Linked DNA regions of Homo sapiens: region 2 is linked to region 1. Evidence: chromatin loops called from intact Hi-C (ENCODE). Cell type or tissue: prostate gland. All regions are shown on one strand. Each heading gives the region's core, and the rest is flanking DNA. Links, peaks and the distances in the headings are about the cores only. Region 1 has its middle 67 kb from the start of TMC1. Region 2 holds the start of LOC101927191 (a long non-coding RNA gene).

Region 1 (8,450 bases), core at 394-8,393:
TGTTTTCCACACTCTTCATTAGTATAGTTTATCCTGTTAAAACTGTATTAAGAGAACAAAGGAAATGTTAGCCTGGCCCTGACTTCAATATGACAAATTAAATTCCCTGTAATCAAATACAGTCAGGATTGGTAGTTAGTTGGTTAATCCAAAAAAAAAGTTAAAGTGAGAAAAGTTAAGAAATTATACAAGTATAGCTGAATAGTATATTTTGGCATCAATTATTTCTCTCTGCATTCATTCATCAATCTTTCGTTGTAGAACATTTTCTTACAGTTTGATTGGAGTTCTATTGCTTTCTCACATAAAAGCGTCATCTTTGATCTCCAGTTTCAGTTTCTTTAAAGTGGAATAAGAAAATAAGGTCAGCTGTGAAGAAATATAAAAATAGACTTCTCTAGATATTTATCAGTATTTTCTAGCTTTTTATGATGTCTTCTTCACACCTGATTATATTACATGCTTATAGACTCATCCCAAGCATTAGTTTCTCATAGAAACAGCTCTTTTTTTTTTCTCACACTTATATTACTTTGGCTTTTACACTATTTAACAAATGATGTAATTTCAATAATAAATATAACTGAGATAAACAGATCTGGGAACAAACTCAGCTGACTCTTGGTAAACATAAAACTCAACCAATAGGGGAAGGAATGGATGAATGTACTAGAATAATCATCTGGCTGCTAGCTTTCTGCAAAAAGCATTGTCCAAGTTTTACAGAGACAATGGAGAGCATGGATTACTCTAGTGGATTGGTTAAATGGATGTTGATTAACTGAGCACCTATGGTATAGATTATTGGATGCCAAGTAATGAATCTTATCTGGAATTGTACGACATAGGAACTGGAGTGAACAATAACAAAAGTAGCTAGTATAACCCAATCATTTAACAAATGAGAAAATGCAGCCCTCTAGAGTTAGAATATCTTCCCAAGATTACTTCATTAGTAAGGAAAGGAACAGATTTCATGCTCTCTGTTCAATGTTCCGTCCTATACTGGCGAATTCCATTCTGCCACTATTGGATAAAGTGCCTTGAAGGACCTAATTTTCTCTTTTCCCTCACCTGTTTTCAAGTGCAGTGCAAAGAATTTCTCTTATCTGAGACTAACGTTTTTATTACCTAAATAAAAAAATTAGAAATGTTTTACTTTGAAGTTTTCATACAAAAAAAAAGACTAGTTTGTTTTTCATTTCAATGTCAATTTTATATAAGTCTCTTCCGAAAAATGAAAACTTAGAACTAATATTTTTCTATAAACATGGCCCATTGAATTCACAGGGACTCACATTTGGGCATTGGTCAGAAACTAGAAAATAGCTTGAGAGAAAAAAAAATGACTGAAATACTATAAAGACTGAAAAAATAAACAAGAAACCAAACTTGCAGCTGACTTTTCCAGATATTTTGCCAAGATGGCTAAGGTCATTGGTAACTACTCTATTCTCATGTAACACCATCAAAAATATCTGCCATAGAAATAGATCAGAAATTGTAATATTTACTTTGCAAAAAGTACAAGGCTTGTGTGGTGTGTACTCGTGTATATTTATAAAAATGGGTCAAAATATAATGTAATAAAAGTCTAAAAATGGAACTGGAGAATTAGAACCAGATTCCATATTCTCCTATTGGTTTATTTTTCTTATCTATTTTCTTTCTACTGGAAACATATCTACTAAAAAATTAATTTGGCATCAGTAATGTGTACCAGTATTAACTCCACTTTCAACTTGGGCCTCAGCCTTCTGACAATAATGAACTACTTTTTTTTTTTTTTGAGAGGGAGTCTAGCTCTGTCGCCAGGCTGGAGTGCAGTAGTGTGATCATGGCTCACTGCAACCTCCGCCTCCCAGGTTCAAGCAATTCTCCTGCCTCAGCCTCCCAAGTGGCTGGGACTACAGGCATGCCCCACCACACCTACCAAATTTTTGTATTTTTAGTAGAGACTGGGTTTCACTGCGCTGGCCAGGATGGTCTCGATCTATTGACCTTGTGATTGCCCACATCAGCCTCCCAAAGTGCTGGGATTACAGGCGTGAGCCACTGCTCCTGGCCAATAATGAACTACTTTTAAGCCCTACATGTCATGATTACTTCCACCAAAGAGGAGTGGTGGGTGCTTAACATCCCCTGAGGAGGAGCATCACTGCTCCCTTCTTGCTGGAAATCTTCACCCCACCCCAGAAGGATCAGACTGGTACTGCCTTGGGGAATCACTTGGGTAATTGGTCTACGTGAACTTTTAAATATTTACTCCAAAACTTCCATATATTCCATTGGTTTATTTTCAAACCTTTTTGATTTTGTTTCCTCACATATACTTTTCCTTCATTTTATCATTAAATATTGGGATCCCACAGAGTTCCAGACCTGACCCATTGTTCTTCCTCATCACCTATTCTACATGACTTCATTCCCTCTCAGAATTTTTGCTAGCACTTGCTAGGGGTTCCCAAATCTATGAATCCAGCACAGCCTCTCACCAGTAAATGAGAGTCATGTCAAATCCCCACAAAACAGCTCTAGATTTTTACCATTCAATTTGGATGTTTATCATGTGTGTAATTACAGAGTCTTAAGACAATGCAGCTATACACGGTAGCTCACGCTTGTAATCCCAGCACTTTGGGAGGCCGAGGCAGGTGGATCACCTGAGGTCGGGAGTTCGAGACCAGCCTGGCCAACATGATGAAACCCCGTCTCTACTAAAAATAGAAAATTTAGCCGGGTGTGGTGGCAGGTGCCTGTAATCCCAGCTACTCGGGAGGCTGAGGCAGGAGAATCGCTTGAACCCAGGAGGCAGATGTCACAGTGAGCCGAGATCATGCCATTGCACTCCAGCCTGGGCTGCAGAGCAAGACTCTGTCTCAAAAAAAAAAAAAAAACAATGCAGTCTTACTCAAATTAATAATTCACTGTTCTTCATAATAGCATGCTAACAAATTAATTAACTAATAGCTTTTCCTGGTCACTACACAACCACCACCACCACCACTACCACCAGCAGCCCTGGCTCTATCATACCTTTTTTCTCCTAAGCCTCTTTGCAGATTTATAGTCACAATCTCATATGTTGAAATTCCTAACTTGGGAAATATTGTCAACATACAACTCCACAAAGGCACCACAGATTACATGTGCTTTAGGAATACAAAAACAAAAACCAAGAAAAAAAATCAAAACAAAAAAAAATGCAAGAACCAATACTGAGTATCCAAGTGCATAGTCTCATTTGACTTCACGTGTTTATTTGCATCTTTATTCCCCAGAACTAAGAAATGAGGAAGGGGAGTGGGGAGCAAAAACAATTCTTTGAGAAAAAGTTCCAGAAATAAAACTGTAGGTAGGAGATCGGGTAGGAAAAGAGGTGAAAAAAGTGCCGCATTTTCCACTTAGACTAATTAAATCTAATCACAGCTGCCAACTAACTGTTGCATTGTGGGTATATAAAGTCAGCTTAAAGCCTTCATTCCTGATTAAATCAGTACAAGCAGTCCTAATGGCACTAATGATAAAGCAAGCCCCATTAGACTGTTAAAATATAACAGGGATCCACTTTCACAGATCATTGTATTTCTGTGTAGCAAGAGCCTGCCACTCTGCCAAGTGCCCCAGTAATCATTCTCTCTTTCTTGATCTTTTGCAACTTTCCCCAGGGCTTGCAGTAAATTTGAGGTAGAACAATGAAGTCTTTCATGTGGAAGAAAAGAGAGAGAAAAGAAAAAAACCCTCTGGAGGCAATGGTCTCTCTTTCCTTTTCTACATCACTGTGAGCATACTAAAAGAAACAAAAGGAAAGGATCAACCCCCTTTCCACTAGTCAAAAGGTATTTCAGAAATAAAGGAAGAATCCTTGAGAATGGCTTTGTGTTTGTCTGTCTTCCAATTGACTGCCACCGATGGTATGTGTTAAACCTTTTCAGTGTCAGGAATCCAAGCCCAGAACAAACAACCAAAGCACAGACTCAGGTTGTCTTCTACAAAGCAATGAATGACATTTTGCTAGGATGACCAAGAGCCCTTGGCATTATAGAGAAGTCTATAAGAAAAAATGCTGGCACCATGGAGCGGTTTGAATGTTTAGACAGACAAGTGTAGATGAACCTCCTAAACTTGATTGTATTGTTTACAAAATAATTCAATAAGATGAAGAGTGAGATCTTGAAACTTATATTTAACTTCAGAGTCAAGAAGGAAGCCAAGTAAAATAGAGAGCTTTGGAAGATCAGAACCTATATTATGTCTAGATCTCAACTATTTCCTTTTCTTCAGTAGAAAGCAAAAGAAAAGCCAGAATGTTTAGAAGTAGAACCAGTACATCCATAAGATCTAATCAGTACATTGTTTGTAATCCACAAACTACTCAAGAGGCAAAGGACACAGGAGTCGCTGCTTCTGCTTTTTTTTTTTTAATAGATTGTCAACAGTAGACCTTTTAGTCCAATATGTCCTGCCTTAATATAGTGTTAAAAATTATTTCAAAATAGTGTTCCTTTATATTTTATAATACTTTACAAACTGAAAAAGGAAGGGGCCTAACAGGATGTATTCTTCATAAACTCGCTTTATCCTGACTTCAACACAGGTAGGTATTATCTCCACTATTAGTGAGCCAGTATGAGTGATAGCAACTCAATTATATAAATGAGGAGTCAGAGCATTGGAGAAGCTACAAGGATTAGACAAGAGTCTTATACTTTGGAAGTAATAAAGCCCAGAAATGAAACCTAGTTGTTCATCTAGCATTATGTTACCACATGAACAAATTATATTTAAATAACGTAGAAAGCTACCTTTTATAAGAGACAAGCAGACAGTTTTAATCCTGTTTAACTCATCATATACCAAAGCAAAAGCATTTGTCTAAGAACATTCAGCCTCATAATCAACATTAGCCAAATGCATTTAGAATGAAGGACCAATGCTGCATGAATGTGTACTCATTGATGAAGTTAATTATTAACATCTTCATCTGTTAAAGCAGAACCATACTGGCACCAGCAGGGACCCCAGCTGAACCCCGCTCTTCTAATACTTCAAGTGGTAACAGCACCACCAATTTTAATTGGTAACAACAACACCAATTTTAATATTGCTGATTTACATGTCATGATAAATGCGTCTGGCTGTACTTCCCTGGAGGCTTATTTAGAAGTGAAAACAAAGGCACTATTTATTTATTTATTTATTTATTTATTTATTTATTTATTTTTATTTTATTTTTAATTATTTTTATACTTTAAGTTTTAGAGTATATGTGCACAATGTGCAGGTTAGTTACATATGTATACATGTGCCATGCTGGTGTGCTGCACCCATTAACTCGTCATTTAGCACTAGGTATATCTCCTATATGCTATCCCTCCCCGCTCCGCCCACCCCACAACAGTCCCCAGAGTGTGATGTTCCCCTTCCTGTGTCCATGTGTTCTCATTGTTCAATTCCCACCTATGAGTGAGAATATGCGGTGTTTGGTTTTTTGTTCTTGCAATAGTTTACTGAGAATGATGATTTCCAATTTCATCCATGTCCCTACAAAGGACATGAACTCATCATTTTTTACGGCTGCATAGTATTCCATGGTGTATATGTGCCACTTTTTCTTAATCCAGTCTATCATTGTTGGACATTTGGGTTGGTTCCAAGTCTTTGCTATTGTGAATAGAGCTGCAATAAACATACGTGTGCATGTGTCTTTATAGCAGCATGATTTATAGTCCTTTGGGTATATACCCAGTAATGGGATGGCTGGGTCAAATGGTATTTCTAGTTCTAGATCCCTGAGGAATCGCCACACTGACTTCCACAATAGTTGAACTAATTTACAGTCCCACCAACAGTGTAAAAGTGTTCCTATTTCTCCACATCCTCTCCAGCACCTTTTGTTTCCTGACTTTTTAATGATTGCCATTCTAACTGGTGTGAGATGGTATCTCATTGTGGTTTTGATTTGCATTTCTCTGATGGCCAGTGATGGTGAGCATTTTTTCATGTGTTTTTTGGCTGCATAAATGTCTTCTTTTGAGAAGTGTCTGTTCATGTCCTTCGCCCACTTTTTGATGGGGTTGTTTGTTTTTTTCTTGTAAATTTATTTGAGTTAATTGTAGATTCTGGATATTAGCCCTTTGTCAGATGAGTAGGTTGAGAAAATTTTCTCCCATTTTGTAAGTTGCCTGTTCACTCTGATGGTAGTTTCTTTTGCTGTGCAGAAGCTCTTTAGTTTAATTAGATCCCATTTGTCAATTTTGGCTTTTGTTGCCATTGCTTTTGGTGTTTTAGACATGAAGTCCTTGCCCATGCCTATGTCCTGAATGGTAATGCCTAGGTTTTCTTCTAGGGTTTTTATGGTTTTAGGTCTAACGTTTAAGTCTTTAATCCATCTTGAATTGATTTTTGTATAAGGTGTAAGGAAGGGATCCAGTTTCAGCTTTCTACATATGACTAGCCAGTTTTCCCAGCACCATTTATTAAATAGGGAATCCTTTCCCCATTGCTTGTTTTTCTCAGGTTTGTCAAAGATCAGATTGTTGTAGATATGCGGCATTATTTTTGAGGGCTCTGTTCTGTTCCATTGATCTATATCTCTGTTTTGGTACCAGTACCATGCTGTTTTGGTTACTGTAGCCTTGTAGTATAGTTTGAAGTCAGGTAGCGTGATGCCTCCAGCTTTGTTCTTTTGGCTTAGGATTGACTTGGCAATGCGGGCTCTTTTTTGGTTCCGTATGAACTTTAAAGTAGCTTTTTCCAATTCTGTGAAGAAAGTCATTGGTAGCTTGATGGGGATGGCATTGAATCTATAAATTACCTTGGGCAGTATGGCCATTTTCACGATATTGATTCTTCCTACCCATGGGCATGGAATGTTCTTCCATTTGTTTGTATCCTCTTTTATTTCCTTGAGCAGTGGTTTGTAGTTCTCCTTAAAGAGGTCCTTCACATCCCTTGTAAGTTGGATTCCTAGGTATTTTATTCTCTTTGTAGCAATTGTGAATGGGAGTTCACTCATGATTTGGGTCTCTGTTTGTCTGTTATTGGTGTATAAGAATGCTTGTTATTTTTGCACATTGATTTTGTATCCTGAGACTTTGCTGAAGTTGCTTATCAGCTTAAGGAGATTTTGGGCTGAGACAATGGGGTTTTCTAGATATACAATCATGTCATCTGCAAACAGGGACAATTTGACTTCCTCTTTTCCTAATTGAATACCCTTTATTTCCTTCTTCTGCCTGATTGCCCTGGCCAGAACTTCCAACACTATGTTGAATAGGAGTGGTGAGAGAGGGCATCCCTGTCTTGTGCCAGTTTTCAAAGGGAATGCTTCCAGTTTTTGCCCATTCAGTATGATATTGGCTGTGGGTTTGTCATAGATAGCTCTTATTATTTTGAGATACGTCCCATCAATACCTAATTTATTGAGAGTTTTTAGCATGAAGGGTTGTTGAATTTTGTCAAAGGCCTTTTCTGCATCTGTTGAGATAATCATGTGTTTTTTGTCTTTGGTTCTGTTTATATGCTGGATTACATTTATTGATTTGCGTATATTGAACCAGCCTTGCATCCCAGGGATGAAGCCCACTTGATCATGGTGGATAAGCTTTTTGATGTGCTGCTGGATTCGGTTTGCCAGTATTTTATTGAGGATTTTTGCATCAATGTTCATCAGGGATATTGGTCTAAAATTCTCTTTTTTGGTTGTGTCTCTGCCCGGCTTTGGTATCAGGTTGATGCTGGCCTCATAAAATGAGTTAGGGAGGATTCCCTCTTTTTCTATTGATTGGAATAGTTTCAGAAGGAATGGTACCAATTCCTCCTTGTACCTCTGGTAGAATTCGGCTGTGAATCCATCTGGTCCTGGACTCTTTTTGGTTGGTAAGCTATTGACTATTGCCACAATTTCAGAGCCTGTTATTGGTCTATTCAGAGATTCAACTTCTTCCTGGTTTAGTCTTGGGAGGGTGTATGTGTCGAGGAATTTATCCATTTCTTCTAGATTTTCTAGTTTATTTATGTAGAGGTGTTTGTAGTATTCTCTGATGGTAGTTTGTATTTCTGTGGGATCGGTGGTGATATCCCCTTTATCATTTTTTATTGCGTCTATTTGATTCTTCTCTCTTTTCTTCTTTATTAATCTTGCTAGTGGTCTATCAATTTTGTTGATCCTTTCAAAAAACCAGCTCCTGGATTCATTAATTTTTTGAAGGGTTTTTTGTGTCTCTATTTCCTTCAGTTCTGCTATGATTTTAGTTATTTCTTGACAAAGGCACTATTTATGAAGATTCTCTACATTCTTAACTTAGTTGGAAAAGCGGAAAGTCACCAGAGAGAGAGTTACATTTGGGTCATGGTGCATAATATCTTTGGTATACTATGAGTGTTCAATCACCCTTAAGGCACAACAAAATGAAGATTTTCTGATTTCTATATATTTTAATTTAACT
Region 2 (8,450 bases), core at 52-8,051, 120 kb before region 1:
CGCCATTGCACTTCATCCTGAGCAACAAGAGCGAAACTCCGTCTCAAAAAAAGAAAAAAAGATGCTATCATTTCCTGTAAAGTTATTCAACATGAAAACTGATAGCACTGTTTTAATGATTCTGTTTTCTGCTAGTCATCTCAAAAATATTCTCATCAACCTAACACACAAAAAAAATTCAGACTATTTTCAGCACTGTGGAGCATGAGAATGTAAAATGTGAAGTGTTCACCCCTAAAATAGTTTACTAATAAAAATAACCAGACTTTTGAGTCACTCCCCATTATTAAGTTTTATTTATAGATTTCTGAGCTGTTACTCAGGAAAAACAGTGGAGATGAGAAGGCAATAAACTGCTAAGCAAAATATACCAAGAACATATTTGATATTTGAGGAGAATTTGAAATTGAGCTGTGCTGATACTTCTTGCAAGGTCACTGTGTAGCAAAACTGTAATTCTTCTTTTAGTAATAAAACTGGCCCAAGAGTCCTCAGGGCTAAGAGTGCTAATCCAGTGAGAATACATTGAGAAAGAAGAATGAAAGACAGAAATGGAGTCAATGCATCTCAATATACTGACTGCAATTCCAGTTAGGATATAATCCATGAGCAACTCATTAAAAATAAAAACGTGATCATCACAGATGGCCAGAGATACAACCTGATATTTATTCATGAAATATCCTTGTGAAAAGTGGCATTAATAAAACAACCTGGGAAGGTAAACATAACTAGAGAAAAATAAATAAAGAACCCTAAATTAAGTTTTCCTTGTCAACCTTCTATTTCCCCTTATGCTAGTTAAGGGTGATGCATTATCCATCCAAGAAAGCTTTAAGTACTTGAACTCCAAAATGCTAATCTTTCACCAATCATTATGCATTATTTATGGGGCTAAAGTATTGGAATAAATTCATTTTTTATGTATTCCAAATAGCATAAAAATTCTTTTGAAGTTAGGATCAAACTGTTTTACAGAGTTATCGAACTTTTGCAGTGAAAGCTGGACTTTCTGCAAATATAGAGAGAGGCAGAGGAGAGTGAGCAAAAGTTGTTTGCCACCCTGAAACCTCTGACTGAGGATGGGGCATCATGCTAGCATCTCAGGTTTGACTTGGACATCATTTAACCCTGAATGAGATTCTAGTTTTGAAGAGGTGTTGTGTTATCAGTAGATTCATGTTCAAAAATCTGCCCACCCTGCTTCACTTTGAAGAGACACAATTTAATGTTAAATGGAATTTTCCAAGGCCACTAGATATTTTTGTGTAAGGAGGAGTTGTTTGTTTGCTTGTTTGTTTTTCGTCTGGGAATTCAAGCTTGGAGCAGAATGCCAGTAAGTTTTTCTCAGTTGTGGTATATATCAATTAATGAAGTAAATGTGACCAAACTTAACTCTGTGTATGTGCTTGTATGTGTGGTGTATGCACTGGCATGCACACACACACACACACACACACACTGCTTCACTGTCAGATTTAGAGAAGAGGTTTGGAAGTTAGTGTCTTCAATATCTTAAAATGTACATAGGAAGAAATTAAGAGACTGAGGCAAGACAGTGCAAAACCCAAAGCCAGGTTGGATCCCTGTACTCAGTCAGATACCATGAGCAATGTGAGGAAATGAGAAGGGTGTGTGTAATAAAACTGCTGGTTGAGGAAGATATGAGTAAGGCTGCACAGTGAGCTGATAGTGAGGTTTCTGGGAAAGAAATAAGGCAATACTTTGGAGTAAAGAAACAAGGAAAGAGATAAGACTATATAGTAGGAAAAGATATAGTTCCCCATGCTTCTTAAACTTTGAGAAACATTTAGAGGCCTTCATAAAATGCATATTCCTGGACCCTACCCCTGAAGAAACTGATTCAGTACGTCTGAGATGGCACTCAAGTATTTGTGTTTCTACCAAGATCCCAGGTGACACTGATTCTGCTAGTCCACGGACCACGCTCTTTTAAATAGCAAAGCTGTAGATGCTGACAGATCTGAGTCAGAACCCCTGCTTAGCCATTTCTTAATTGTGCACCTTTGGGAAGATGACCAAGGCTCTCTGAATCTTGTTTTCCTCATTCTTTTCTTTTTAAATTATTTTATTTTTAAATTTTTATCTATTTATTTATTTATAGACCAGGTTATGAGACTGGCTAATTTTCGTATTGTTGGTAGAGACAGGGTTATGCCATGTTGCCCAGGCTGGTCTTGAACTCCTGGGCTCAAGTGATCTACCCACCTTGGCCTCCCAAAGTGCTGGGATTACAAACATAAGCCACTGCACCCAAGTATTGTTTTCCTCATTCTTAAAATAAAAATAGAGACTGCATAAGACTGTTGTGAAGATTGAATAAAATAACATATTTAAAGCACCTGGGACGTAGTAGCAACTTCACATACACTTCCATTTTTATCCCTTCTGAGTACAGAAATAGGGAAAATAGAATCATGACCCAAGAGGGGCTCCAGGAAAAAGGGGAGGGGGCTGTGTGTCTAGAAGCTAAAGCGGTGGTTCTCAACCCTGGACTGGCATCAGAATCAACCGGAGAGCCATTTAGAAGTGGAGATTTCCTTGAGTCAAAGGACTGAGTGGAGTCTACAAGGCTTGCTTGGAGCCTGGGTGATTCTGGCGCCAGGCCCGAAGTTGAGCCCCAGGGACATATAGAAGTGTGAGTCAGATTTCCAAGGCAGAGTCCTGGAGAGCAGAGACCAAACAGGTGAAGCCAGGAACTGAGAAGACAAAGTTTTAAACTCATGAGCAGTAACAGAGTTAGGAGAAACCAGAGAAAGAAGCTTGCAGATAAGAAAGGGGAGTATATTAAGGATCAGTGTGAGTAAATACTTAGGTTACAATGACTTGCACCTTTAAAAAGTTAAATAAGCAGGTTATAAGTAATGTGATTACAACTCCTCACTGTATAGAAAGATTCAGCTCTGCAATCAAATGGATGCTACTGATTTTTCAAAGTAGACAAGATAGCATAAAGAGGTAAAAAGAAACTGGGAGAATTCCAGAAGCCCTAGATCCTCAAAAAGCAATTCCCAATTTGAGCTACTCTCCCCAATCCAACCACAATAGTAGAAACTGGAAATTCATCCAACGACCAACATCGAAAGGAACTACAACTGGGGGAGTTTACGATTCTGAGATGCCCCATTCATTCTATTCTTCTTTCCCCAGACCCTCAGGCACCACTACAGTGTGTTTCTCAGAATGCCAGAAATTGAGAAAGGCTGCGGGTGACATGGTTTCCTTGATAAATATGAAAAATGACATGTATTATAACTCTTTGTTGACTATGCCCTAGGCACATTAGCATATTTAATACTTTTAAAAAGCTCCTCTATTAGAAATCCTTATTTCAGTAAATGCTTTTGTAACCTCCCTCCTGTCACTAGCTCGTCAGAGCACACACACTCCATAGAAAACAGTCCTACGGCAAAGTCTGTAGTTGCCGCTCCCTCTGCCTGCCCCATTGCCAAGATCTGTAACTAAAAGCTGCACTGTCTAAATGCAGAGTTGTTCGGACTCCAAAACACTTCCTGTTGAAAGGAAAACTTCTCTTGGCTTTCAGATTCATTGCTTGCGAAGGAGGGATAAGAGCATCACTTGTTTGTCAGTTGGCTTTCATCATTGGTGCAGTTAGTTAATAAGCAGACAGTATGTTAATAACATGGACATACCTGCTTGAGACTCTCTGCCCCCGTAGGGAGATCAGAAAATACACACACACACACACACACACACACACACACACACACACGCGTGCGCGCGTGCACAAAGGAGGGTGGAAACAAGTTATTAAAGAGAAGATAATGTGCTCAAAGTCCTTGAGGAGGAAAATAAAATTACAACCAACAGGCCGGGTGCAGTGGTTCATGCCTGTAATCCCAGTACCCTTAGGTGGATCACTTGAGGTCAGGAGTTCAAGTCCAGCCTGACCAACATGGTGAAACCCTGCCTCTACTAAAAATACAAAAATCAGCCAGGCATGGTGAGGCATACCTGAAATCCCAGCTACTCAGGAGGCCGAGGCAGGAGAATCACTTGAACCTGGGAGGCGGAGGTTGCAGAGAGCCGAGATCGCACCACTGCACTCCAGCCTGGGCAACAGAGTAAGATCCCATCTGAAAATAAATAAATAAATAAATATAAATAAAGAATAAACTAATTAATTTCTAAAAATTACAAGAGGCAGAGCCCAAAACACAGCATGCTGGCTGCGTGAAGACCCATAACTCAGTTGGCATGTTTTTCAGCAAGCTATTACTCCCCTCCCTTGAAACTCCAGCTTGTAAATATATTTATAGCTGCTCCACACAATATGCCGGATACTAAAAAAAAAACACTGAGTCATTGTTCCTGGTGAACCAGTTTTGCAAGAGTTAATCTAATCCCTGGCATGAAGCTCAATATGCTTTGCCAAAAGCTTCAGCAAGGAAGAATCCCGCTTTTGGCCTAAAGGTTAGCTGATCTCAATCAGGCTGCTACAGAAACTCAGCATTTATTGACAGGGCACACTGTTTTTGATCTGTCTAGAAATGGAGGCATTATGAAGTGCACTTGCCAGTACCTGTGTTAATTGATGAGTCTCTCTTTTACACAATCATAGTAAGTGCCCTGAGAGTTTTTGGCTTCTTGTTCCTTTGCTCCACCCGTCCCTGTGTGCTGAGGCACAACAGTCCACTGGAGTGGGAGTTTCCAAATCAGATGTGTCAGCTTTTCCTAACAACTCGCAGAGTGATTAAAGAATTTTAAAGCAAGTAATTTCACTGTGACTCCCCTAGGTTATGAGCAGCCCAAGAGGAGGAACAATGGTAGCTCCAGAAGTTCTAACAGGAAGAGGAAAGGGTCAGAGATTTTATTAAGAAAAGAATTTTGGAGGAGTAATCAGCGGATTTGACTTGAAACAATAGCTGCAGAGTAAGTACATTATTTATCCTTAAATTGTATGCTGTAGCTTCATTAAAAAAAAATAGCAAACATTTCCGAGAATAATTTCTGTAAGATTGAAAAAAATCCCAGTTGGCCATATTGCAGAATAACACCAAGGCTGGTGAGTAAAGCACGTTCCAGGAGGTAGAAATTGGGAGTCCAGGGCACCGGGCGCGGTGGCTCATGACTGTATTCCCAGCACTTTGGGAAGCCAAGGCGGGTGGATCACGAGGTCAGGAGATCCAGACCACCCTGGCCAACATGGTGAAACCCTGTCTCTACTAAAAATACAAAAAAATTAGCTGGGTGTGGTGGCGCATGCCTGCAATCCCAGATACTCGAGAGGCTGAGCAGGAGAATCGCTTGAAGTTGGGAGGGAGACAGAGACTGCAGTGAGCCGAGATCGTGCCACTGCACTCCAGCCTGGCAACAGAGCAAGACTCCGTCTAAAAAAAAAAAAGAAAAAAAAAAAAAAGAAATTGGGAGTCCAGGGAGGGGCTGGTCAAAACCCATCAAGCCATCCCTTGGCATTGGGCAGGAAATGTAACTGATTCATCTTGACATCCCAGCTCTGTGTACAGTCGTTGGCACAAGAAGGAGCTCCGTAAATGTTTATTGAATCAAAGAGGTGCTGAGCACCTAAAGGAGAGGAGGAAGGGAAGGTTCGAGAAGATAGAGAAGAGAAAAGAGGGTCAGAAAGGAGAAAGGGGAGGGAAGAGAGAGGAGGAGAGAGACAAGAAGGAAGGGAGAAAGAGGAGGGGCTAGAAAAAAGACCATGACACAGTTGGCCCACAAGCTGAGAGTATTTATGGTGCTCTAAGAGGTCAAGTATATTTTTACCCTCTTGGCCAACTAATACAGTTGTTAAATGTCACCATGATCACAGCTCTTGCTCTATAAAACTGGATATATGTTTTCTCACATTAGAGCTGTTTTCTAGAGTTGATTTCCTACAGCTTAGTTTGACATCTTAATGAAGATTCCACCACGAGTATGCCATCTCCTCAAATGGTGCCATCTTTTCAGGCACAGAGGAAACCTGCCTTACTTCTGCAGACATTACCATCAAAAACATTGTCATTGTCCTGGGTCCCCTTCCCCAACGAGTTATTTCTGTACTTCTGAAAACTTGTTTAGCTGATGGGAAAACACATGTGAGCCTAGTTTGTGTGTGTGTGTGTGTGTGAGCCCAGTTTCAACTGGCCCTCTTTCCTGACTCATAGGAACCAATCAGAAACTTGTGTTCTGCAGCTCTGTCATTTCCACTCCAGAGAAGAAAAATGTCACAAGCCCTGGATTGTGAAGTAACAAAGTGAGCAATACAAAATGAGCCAGAGAAAGACCAGATCAAGGACCCAGGGCCACCCCAAAAGCTGCTGTGACCCCATGTCCTTCTCATATGAGGCTTCTTTGTTTCAGTTAGTGTCGCCTTCTGGGCAAGAATGGACCAATGAAAGGCAAACCATCTGTGTGTGTGCTTCTCTCAGATGCCCACAAAACTCCCCATAGTTGTTACCTTCTGGGAAGCTCCGAATGTTGTCATTGTTCCTGATTTTCCTATTCGAGAGATTTGCAAATTTAACGACATGGTATTTAATCTTTAAACCTTATCAGGCCAGGCACAGTGGCTCACACGTGTAATCCCAGCACTTTGGGAGGCCGAGGCGGGCAGATCACCTGAGGTCAGGAGTTCAAGACCAGCCTGGCCAATATGGTGAAACCCCGTCAGTACTAAAAATACAAAAATTAGCCGGGCTTGGTGGTGGGTGCCTGTAGTCCTAGCTACTCGGGAGGCTGAGGCAGGAGAATCACTTGAACCCGGGAGGCAGAGGTTGCAGTGAGCCGAGATCACGCATTGCACTCCAGCCTGGGCAACAGAGCAAGACTCCATCAAAAAACAAACAAACAAAAAAACCTAATTTGCTGTTGTGGAATATCAACACAAATGGGATAATACAAGTACACCCTTTGTACAAGCATCTTATTATTTGTCTCTATATAAGTAGAAAGATGGAGGTGAAAGAGTGGTCAAGGAGGGGCTGGGAGGGAAAGCATGACAAAAAGAAGGACTGGGGCCTCACGACAGTTGGCCACCAGCTCTGGTCACCACACCAAACTCAAGGCACTAAAATCATTCCATAAGAACATGGGGCACTGTACTAGCTCTGGTCCTGACTTTCTAGGAGCCTAAGCTTTATGGTGGAGACAGATGAGTGAACAGTTACAATGAGGGAGCAATTTCAACAATGGGGGTGAAGATGGGGAGATCAGCAGCGTATGTGGGGACTAGTAGGAATGTATGGTCAGAGAATACTTCTCAGAGAAGCTGACTTCTAGAAATTCACCTTGCATGCATCTTACTTCTTATGACCCCCACTGCAGAGCAAGGATGCATGTAAAAAGTGACAAGGAAGTAACCATTATCGACCTTAAGTTAACCTGGCATTCTGTATCAGCCCAGCTTCCTGTGGTTAGCAGGTGGCCTTTTACAATCGCCCTCTGACATTTTCCAGTTGATCCCAAAAGCTAATTCCATATTACCAGGGGAAAGAGTGATGTTAAATGCCTTTTATAAAAAAGGAAGCATTTATTGAAACTGAATCATCAACTTTAATCTGGGTTGCTTTCTGAAATGGGAGCAGTCTCTGCTGCAATATTCAGATATTGGCCTTGCTTTCCTGATAGCACCATATCTGTTTCTGAGCCAAGGGATCAGTCAGGATGGCAACCCATGCTGGAGCAGCCAAGAGCTTGGGCGCCCAATTAAATGGAGGTCACTCATCACACTTCCCTATTTGTGTTCTTTAACCATCTGTACTGGAGGAGACCCTGTTCACAATTCTTTCTGTTCTCTTTTACTAGCCCCAATCCTACCATTTCAAAAATGCTTTGTTTCCAAAGAATATCCATATGGAGCATGGAGCATGGCCACTCTCTAATCAGAATAGCAAAAAGTAAATTAAAAGGAACAAGATCATGGCTTTTGCAGGAACATGGATGGAGCTGGAGGCTATTATCATCAGCAAACTAACGCAGGAACAGAAAATCATATACTGCGTGTTCTCACATATAAGTGGGAGCTAAATTATGAGAACTTATGAACACAAAGAAGAAAACAACAGACTCTGGGGTCTACTTGAGGGTGGAAAGTAGGAGGAGGGAGAGGAGCAGAAAAGATAACTATTGAGTACTGAGCTTAATCCCTGGGTGATGAATCATCCGTACAACAAACCCTCTTGACATGAGTTTACCTATGTAACCAATTTTCACATGTACCCCCTAACCTAAAATAAAAGTTTAAAATAAAAGAAAAAAGACAGTAAAAGGGAGAAGTTCTCAAAAGAAAACATTTGACATAAATGCCACTAAAATATTGCAGTAACAGAAATCCTAATTAAAGGGAGATGAAATGAGTCTGTTTTTCTCCGAGAATGATTTAGAATCATTATAAACCATATAAATGAGAACAAGACCAGCCACTTTTGGCTAAGCCACCCTGTACAGGAATCTATTGCCTGCCCCCT

Evidence for each region. Peaks named below come from ENCODE experiments on the same cell type or tissue, not always from the same donor. Only the 100,000 strongest peaks of a DNase experiment are listed, where the experiment ranks them.
Region 2: a loop joins it to region 1, with 3.0 times the contacts of the local background. A loop is called at or near these places in 7 of 110 quality-filtered maps.

What each region holds. Positions count from the first base shown.
Region 1 is chr9:72,450,535-72,458,984 of GRCh38, reverse strand. No RefSeq gene overlaps it. Among named protein-coding and RNA genes, the nearest start is that of TMC1, 67 kb to the left of the region's middle. RefSeq lists an enhancer at 3,402-4,173. In prostate gland, for the core only: no CTCF peak of the experiment used is centred there; a DNase peak (open chromatin) is centred at 3,614.
Region 2 is chr9:72,573,570-72,582,019 of GRCh38, reverse strand. It overlaps TMC1 (transmembrane channel like 1), which reads right to left. Exons shown (of 24, transcript NM_138691.3): 2 at 3,997-4,118. It overlaps LOC101927191 (a long non-coding RNA gene), which reads left to right and starts at 4,491. Exons shown (of 5, transcript XR_242619.5): 1 at 4,491-4,602; 2 at 4,779-4,914. In prostate gland, for the core only: no CTCF peak of the experiment used is centred there; DNase peaks (open chromatin) are centred at 2,629, 3,509, 4,389 and 5,484; H3K4me3 peaks cover 1,223 bases; H3K27ac peaks cover 3,515 bases.